2 separate regions of the Homo sapiens genome follow, and region 1 is linked to region 2. A link is a contact called in ENCODE Hi-C or POLR2A ChIA-PET data. All regions are on one chromosome and are shown on one strand. The core of a region is the stretch at or near the end of the contact, and the rest is flanking DNA. Distances in the headings are between cores, read along the strand shown. Region 1 holds the start of TMED10 (transmembrane p24 trafficking protein 10). Region 2 holds the start of LTBP2 (latent transforming growth factor beta binding protein 2).

Evidence for each region. A loop is a pair of places that touch in the nucleus more often than their neighbours do. ChIA-PET counts read pairs that join two places held with the same protein, here RNA polymerase II (POLR2A). Pooled maps may share reads with other maps.
Region 1: a pooled map shows a loop between it and region 2 (6-fold over the local background). The contact joins the promoter of TMED10 here to the promoter of LTBP2 in region 2. A Hi-C loop is called at or near these places in 5 of 50 pooled maps. POLR2A ChIA-PET finds 5 or more read pairs at or near these places in 2 of 52 experiments (A549 and T-cell).

What each region holds. Positions count from the first base shown.
Region 1 is chr14:75,173,877-75,178,007 of GRCh38, reverse strand. It overlaps TMED10 (transmembrane p24 trafficking protein 10), which reads left to right and starts at 1,396. Exons shown (of 5, transcript NM_006827.6): 1 at 1,396-1,653. The coding sequence starts at 1,429. RefSeq lists enhancers at 1,246-1,485, 1,000-1,572.
Region 2 is chr14:74,610,980-74,614,939 of GRCh38, reverse strand. LTBP2 (latent transforming growth factor beta binding protein 2) reads left to right here and starts at 2,703. Exons shown (of 36, transcript NM_000428.3): 1 at 2,703-3,489. The coding sequence starts at 2,996. It overlaps LOC101928352 (a long non-coding RNA gene), which reads right to left and starts at 1,755. Exons shown (of 2, transcript XR_944029.4): 1 at 1,645-1,755; 2 at 892-1,373. RefSeq lists a silencer at 2,073-2,392 and an enhancer at 2,020-2,647.

The DNA of each region.
Region 1 (4,131 bases), core at 147-2,646, 560 kb before region 2:
AAAGGCCAAGGAGCAATTCCATTTTCTTTCTTTCCTTCTTTCTTTTCTGAGACAAGTCTCACTCCGTCGCCCAGGCTGGAGTGCAGTGGCGCCATCTCAGCTCACTGCAACCTCCATCTCCCGGGTTCAAGCAATTCTCTGCCTCAGCCTCCTGAGTGGCTGGGATTACAGGCGCCCGCCACCAAGCCCAGCTAATTTTTTTGTATTTTTAGTAGAGACGGGGTTTCACCATCTTGGCCAGGCTGGTCTTGAACTCCTGACCTCGTGATCCACCCGCCTCAGCCTCCCAAAGTGCTGGGATTACAGGTGTGAGCCACCGCGCCTGGCCGTTTATTTTAATATATTCTTCAGCTCTGAATATTTGCTAGTATCCCAGTAATAGTTTGTTAAATCAATAAACGTGTTGACATACATGCATAGCATAATGTCTGGCACACAGTAGGTACTCCATTGAATGAATGCATGAATTATTACCGTGTCAATTTGCTTGTCTATTTGCAAATGTTAATAGTTAATTTGATCCCTAAAGTGTTTGTGAACTTAAAACACACACATACGCACTTTCCCTGACAACGCTTATCTGCTAACCCCTTAATTATGTTCATCTGAGACTGGACCAAAACATGTTGTTTTATTCAATTTAAATACCAAATTCAAATTTATTTTGAATATAGCTTAGAACACATTCAATGTTTGCTAAAATAATAATAATAATAATAATAATAATAATAATAATAATACCATGTACATTCAGTTAGCCAGACAATTACTCCAGCCCAAATACCCTGCTATGGGACATGAACCGGATGTCTGCCCGGCACACATTCATCAGGTGACCCCTAAAACTTCTTCTCTAAGGTCCACACTGTCTAATAGCCAAGTTGAAATCTTTCCTCGAAATTTTCCTCTCTAGTGTCTCAGTGCCCCAGGTGTCATCAAGGTGTCAAAGGCGCTTGGGAGTGCCTGCAAACCGCCCCATCCCCGGAGACACAGCCTCATTCCCCGCCCTCGCGCCTAGGCGGCCGGTGGGCGGGCCCAGCGAAGGGCCTTGTGGCTGTTTCCTATTGGGGCTTGGTTGCTATGGTGTCACTCGCCTTTAAACTCGTGGGTACATCTTTCGGAAATTAAAGGAGAATTACTTCCAGGGCTGCCCATACTTGCCATGGCCGACTCAGTAGTCACTAACTTCAACAAAAATAAAACTGTTGCAATAGTATTCTATTAAAGCTTCTTTAACTGCTTAAACTTGCGGTTTTGACATGGTACCTATCCTTTCTTCCCTTTTCAAAAGATTCGCTATAGAGTCTTTCTCTACATGCCAGTCTCCAAAATGGCGCGGACGGCATCAGAAGGTCAGAGGTGAGTCACGTGGGTCCCCCCGGTTCCGGCGCGGTTGAGGCCTTCGGTGGTGAACGAGTCTCCAGCACCATGTCTGGTTTGTCTGGCCCACCAGCCCGGCGCGGCCCTTTTCCGTTAGCGTTGCTGCTTTTGTTCCTGCTCGGCCCCAGATTGGTCCTTGCCATCTCCTTCCATCTGCCCATTAACTCTCGCAAGTGCCTCCGTGAGGAGATTCACAAGGACCTGCTAGTGACTGGCGCGTACGAGATCTCCGACCAGTCTGGGGGCGCTGGCGGCCTGCGCAGCCACCTCAAGGTGCGGCATTGGGCGACGTGGGGCCGGGAGGGAAGACGGCAGGCTTAGGCGAGGGGAGGCTCGGGTTCGGGGGAGTCGGGCCGGCGGAGGCCTGGGAGTTGTTCTGGCCTCCCGGGAGCGCAAAGGACGTGCGGTGGAGCCCGCCCCCTCACCCCGCTGGTTGCCTGTCGCGGGGCGGGGCGGGTCACCAACGCCTGGGAACCCCAAGAAGGGCTGCGAGGCTTTGGCGGATGTGGTGACACCTGAGCTGGGGCGGTTGTCAACGTCCTATACCAGTTTTGGTCTCAGATACATTGAACCGTAATTTGGTTCTCCAAATAAATGTTGGGGTGTTGAATATTTATACGGATTGGCATCATAAGATACCGCGATACCTGCAGGAAAGTAAAGGAGACAGAGCTAACCGTGATTAATAAAATGTTATTTATTGAGCATCTGCTGTGTCAGTTACTGTGCTACTTTGCATATATTACCATTTGGTTCATGCACTACCCTATGAAGTAGGTAGGTACTGTTAGCCCCATTTTACAAATGAGGAAACTGAGACTCAGAGGTAGGATAAACTAGTAAGTGTCACAGATGGAATAGATTCTTTTTTTTTTTTCAAAATTATTATTATACTTTAAGTTCTAGGGTACATGCGCACAACTTTCAGGTTTGTTACATATGTATACATGTGCCGTGTTGGTGTGCTGCACCCATTAACTCGTCATTTACATTAGGTATGTCTCCTAATGCTATCCCTCCCACCTCCCCCCACCCCACGACAGGCCCCGGTGTGTGATGTTCCCCACCCTGTGTCCAAGTGTTCTCATTGTTCAATTCCCACCTATGAGTGAGAACATGCGGTGTTTGGTTTTCTGTCCTTGCGATGGAATAGATTCTTACTTAGTTTGGTAGTTAAGTATGTTGAGGGAAAAGCGCTGCAACCTTATTCCTTCCTTGTTTTAAATTTGTAATTTCTGTAGTTGATTAAAGTCGATTATTGGTTACAAAATGGTCTCAGTCTCTAGTCCTTTTTCTTTGGTATGCCAGAATCTGGACTTGGCTCTTTTATGTAAATACCAACTATGCTCTTGGATGGTGACAACTACTGCCATAATACCAGTTTGATTCTGTTTTGTAGCTAAGAGTAGCCTGGCCTGGTCTTTGAGACATTAATATAATTTGATATCTGTCAGTATTTGGTTGCATTTTAGGTAATTTTATTCATTCACAATAAGCAAAGTGTCTTTTTTTTTCTTTGTAACACAATGGGGCTTTTGTTATACTAAATAGAAACATTTTTACTTTTTTTTTTTTTTTTTTTTTTTTTGAGACGGAGTCTTGCTCTGTCGTCCAGGCTGGAGTGCTGTGGCGCGATCTCGGCTCACTGCAGCCTCTGCCTCCCGGTTTCAAGCAATTCTCCTGCCTCAGCCTTCCGAGTAGCTAGGACTACAGGCGCCAGCCACCACACCCAGCTAATTTTTGTATTTTAGTAGAGATGACGGTTCACCATGTTGGCCAGGATGGTCTTGATCTCTTGACCTCGTGATCTGCCCGCCTCGGCCTCCCAAAGTGCTGGGATTACAGCCGTAAGCCACCGCGCCTGGCCTCGTTTTTACTTTTTAAAAGGGTTTCAGATATAATAAGACCATAACTTATGTTAAAGTAGTGGAACCCAGTAGTGTGGTAATACATGTAATTTATTTCTACTTTATTTGGGAGAGACAAACTATTTTCAGGGCAATTAATCTGTGACCCATCATTTTATTATTCTGTTTGGGTATCAAACTCTCTACCCAGGAAAATAGTGATGGCATGATTTTAGAAGCTTAGATATAGTGTTTCCGGGGTGGGAGATCATGCTTCCAACTCTTCAGAGGATGTTCATGGACTCAGGGAATTTCAGCAATGAAAGAGACCTTGCTCTCATCTCGTGTTGCTGTCTGATTTGTTCTTATATTTTAAAGCCCTTCAGTGGCTCACTATTGCTTATTGATAGTTTAAATTTCTCAACATGCTTTGTTGTGCTCTTCATGATCTGTTTCTGAGCTATACGTGTGGTCACTTCCCACTTTGCATTCTACATGGAGCCACCCTGGACAGTACCCTGAACTCACTTATTTTCTGAACTGTTTTTGTTTATGCCTTGACCTACTTACTAGACTGTTAGTATCCTCAGGGTAGGAACTATTTTCAGGTTCATCTTTTCTAGAATGCCAAGCATGTTACCTTGCTTCTAGTAAGTACTCTATAAATAACAGGAACTGTAGTTTAGCATGGCCTTATGGGAATTACATTGAATTTAGGGCTGCTGAAGGCACCTCAACAGCAGGACTTTAGGCCGGGCTTGGTGGGTCATGCCTGTAACCCTAACTCTTTGGGAGGCCGAGGCGGGTGGATCACCTGAGGTCAGGAGTTCAAGACCAGCCTCAGCAACATGCTAAAATCCAGTCTCTACTAAAAATACAAAAATTAGCTGGGCATGGTGGCGTG
Region 2 (3,960 bases), core at 1,454-3,953:
GCAAGAAGAGGAGGCTCTGTCCCTATAACTGTCCCCCCACTGATGCTGACTATGTTGCTGGATGTTACAGGCACCTCGGTGCATTAAACTACAGCAAGACAGTTCATGGGAGAACCCAACATATGTCTTTAGGAATTGAGGACGTACATAAATGAAGAGACTTGTGTGCACTTCCTGTCTGGAGAATTCTGATCGTGGAGCCTCGCTGGAGTGGCCTGTGTGGCAAGGTGAGAAGTGGGCAGGGTGAGGAGCGGCCAACCCACCATTGTTTTGCCTGGCATAGGTGGGACAGTCCTATGAGAGACAGAGGATGCAGGGGTCTCCGAGAGGTTGGCCAGAGAGTAATTTGCTATGGCAACTCAGGGTGGAGGTCCTGTAGAGAACCTCCCAAAAACCCACATATGTGCCCATGAAAAAGCCAGCGCTTGGCACCTGCCAACCAAGGGTACCTGTCACATAAGACTTTGCTACTTTTCCTCTAACACCTCTCTCCCAGCCTTGACAAAGAGGAGCCACAGCAGAAAAGGGAGGTCAGGAAAACAGACCACACCCCACTCTCACCACTGCAGGATCTCTAGCAAAGGGACAGGGGAGAGGAGGACTATTAAATGGGATGTGATATTGATTAACTTGGATGAGATTTTGATCTGGACAGGAGCAGACTTTTTGTGTCTGAAAATGGGTCTTAATTATATTAATAGAATAGTTCTCGTGTCTGGTAGGGATGACCTCTCAAGCCAAGGACTCTGCCTGAGATGTCATTAAGGGTGGGAAAGGGAAATTTACCATAATATGGTTGAAGGTAGTAGTGGAGCAGTTTCTGGATAGTCCCTCTTTAGGTTCAGCCCATTAAAAAATTCAGTTACACGAGCAAACAAATCAATAACAAGATGATGTCAACTGTTTTATGAAGATGAAACAGGGTGGTGTGTTAGAGTCATGACTGGGGTGAGGGAGGGCTGCTCTAGATTGGAGGTCAGGGATGGCTACTCCAGGAGCTGATATTTAATCTGAGAGGAGCAGTGATGAGGAACTACCCTCTAACATCCTGGAGAGGAACCTTCCAGTAGAGGGAAGGGGGCATTCACTTGGCTTGTTCAAGGAGCAGAGAGAGGGCCAAGGCAGCACAGTGTGGTGGGTAAGGGAGAGCAAGAGGCCAGATGAAATCAGAGCGGGGGCAGCCAGCTAGGGTTTGTAGGCCAAGGCCAGGGGTCGAGGCTTTATTTCAACAGTAGATATTACCTGGGCTTGTCTTTTGTGTGGTGTGGGAGGTTGTGAACTGGTGCCCACATGCCAGCTCCTTCACTCTGCCTCTCTGGGAAATAGGCTGTACAAATGTGCCAGGGGCAGCCCTGTTGATCCAAGCCTTTAGGCTGTAGGGAGGGAGCATGGGTGAGAATGGTGTGCTGATTACTGGGGACACGCAGACAGCGGCAGTCAGCATTCCCACACCCCTGCCCGCCTCCCTGCTAACACAAGATGTGAATGCACACACTGGGTCAATCGGGGTCACCGAATCCCCCTCTGGGAAATTCCCGAGAGAGTGAAGGGCTGGGTGGGATCCCGGGAATGGATTCAGCCAGAGGCGGGAGGCCTAGATTCCACTCCCCTCTTTCACATGCGCTATCTCCTTGAGTGACTTACTCAAGAGGCTCCGTGTCTTTGCCTCGGTGAAAAAGAGGACCCCTTGGCCGGGCGTGGTGGCTCACGCCTTTAATCCCAGCACTTTGGGAGGCCGAGGCGGGCGGATCACCTGAGGTTGGGAGTTCGAGACCAGCCTGACCAACATGGAGAAACCCCGTCTGTACTAAAAAATAAAATAATATACAAAATTAGTCAGACTTGGTGGCGCATGCCTGTAATCCCAGCTACTAGGGAGGCTGAGGCAGGGGAATCGCTTGAACCCGGGAGGCGGAGGTTGCGGGGAGCTGAGATCGCACCATTGCACTCCAGCCTGGGCAACAAGAGCGAAACTCCGTCTCAAAAAAAAGAAAGAAAGAAAGAAAGAAAAGAAAAAGAAAAAGAAAAAGAGGACCCCTCTTCTACCGGCAGCCATCACCGCGCCAGGCTCAGGCGTGACCCTCACGCCAGTGGAAGGGGATTGAGATCCAGAGCGAAGGCGGCGGCGCCAGGGCATTGCAGCCACGGAGCGCCAGGGCCGCCAGCTCCGCCAGGGGGCGCGCCCGGGACCTCCCTGCGCTCCGCGCGCCGCGCCCCGCCCCGCGCCACCCCCGCTCCGGCCGGCCCTGCGGAGGGCGCCCCCAGCGGCCAGGGCGCAAGCGGAGGGGGCGGCGGCCCTGTTCCCCTACGCGGGCCTCGGCGCCCCTCCCGGCTTCCTTCAGACCTGCAAGGCTGCAGCCTGGGTCCCCCGATCCAAAGACGGTCCCTGAGGCGAGGGGCGGGAGAACGATTCGGGGCAGGTCTGCAGTTCGAACTTGCCCAGAGCAGGAGAAAGGCGGCCCAGTGTCCCGGTCGTGGCAGGCGCCATCTGCCCGACCAGCGCCTGGGTCAGCCCCGCGCCGCCCCCTGCTCCGCACGGGTTAATCCCCCTCGCCGCCCGCTCGCCGCCCGCTGGCTTCCCGGTGCCAAAGTGGGTGTTGCTGGAATTCCTCGCTCCCTCTCCGGTAATGAGGGGGCTGAGCTGTCCCTCCGAGGAGGGGGCCTGGTGTGGATAAAAGAGACGAAAAAGCCGGGGGAGGTTTCCAAAAATAAAACCGTCCGGGTCCCCTTCAGACGGCTGCAGGCACAGGGAGGAGGCGCGAAGGTGCAGCAGCCGTGCGAGCCCAGCTGGAGTAGGAGCGCGGACTCGAGGCTCGGGGCGCGCAGCCCTCGTTCCGCCGAGAGCCGGGCCCCCAGTCGGCCGCTTCAGGGCCCCCTAGACTCAGAGAAGCTGGCCGCCGGGCGGGGCCGGGAGAACAGCCCGCGGGCGTCCAGCGTGCCGACCACAAAGCTCTTCGCGGTGCCCGCGCGCACCACTCTCCAGCCGCCCCGCGCCATGAGGCCGCGGACCAAAGCCCGCAGCCCGGGGCGCGCCCTGCGGAACCCCTGGAGAGGCTTCCTGCCGCTCACCCTGGCTCTCTTCGTGGGCGCGGGTCATGCCCAAAGGGACCCCGTAGGGAGATACGAGCCGGCTGGTGGAGACGCGAATCGACTGCGGCGCCCTGGGGGCAGCTACCCGGCAGCGGCTGCAGCCAAGGTGTACAGTCTGTTCCGGGAGCAGGACGCGCCTGTCGCGGGCTTGCAGCCCGTGGAGCGGGCCCAGCCGGGCTGGGGGAGCCCCAGGAGGCCCACCGAGGCGGAGGCCAGGAGGCCGTCCCGCGCGCAGCAGTCGCGGCGTGTCCAGCCACCTGCGCAGACCCGGAGAAGCACTCCCCTGGGCCAGCAGCAACCAGCACCCCGGACCCGGGCCGCGCCGGCTCTCCCACGCCTGGGGACCCCACAGCGGTCTGGGGCTGCGCCCCCAACCCCGCCGCGAGGGCGGCTCACGGGGTGAGCATGGGAGAGGGAAGTTTGGAGGGTACAGAGGGGAGCCAGGGCTCATTTGTGGAGGGGCGTGCAGGCGAGAGGAGAGGGCGCCGCTCTCATACCCTCGTCCCTCTGTCTTTAGTACTTCGGGAAACAGCCCCGAGGTTCCAAAATCGGGATTGGAAGATTTGATCCGCTTTCGAAGAGTTGAAGGCAGATAGATCATCATCCTCATCCTTTCTTACCAACTCTCCCGGAGCCCCGACGTTAAATCCTTTCGCAAGGCGCCTCTCCACTCGCCCGCGTTCCTCCTGCCTGCAACTAACGAGCTCTTGTAGACTCTTGCAGCGCTGCCGGGATCTGAGAGGCAGCGGGGAGAGGGCAGGAGGGTGGGCGCTCCAGGCTCTTGACGCCCAGGGGAGGTTGAGCTGGCTCAGAGCGCGGGTTGGCGGAGGTGTCGGGGGCCCCATGGAGAGAAGGTAGATGCGTCTCCAG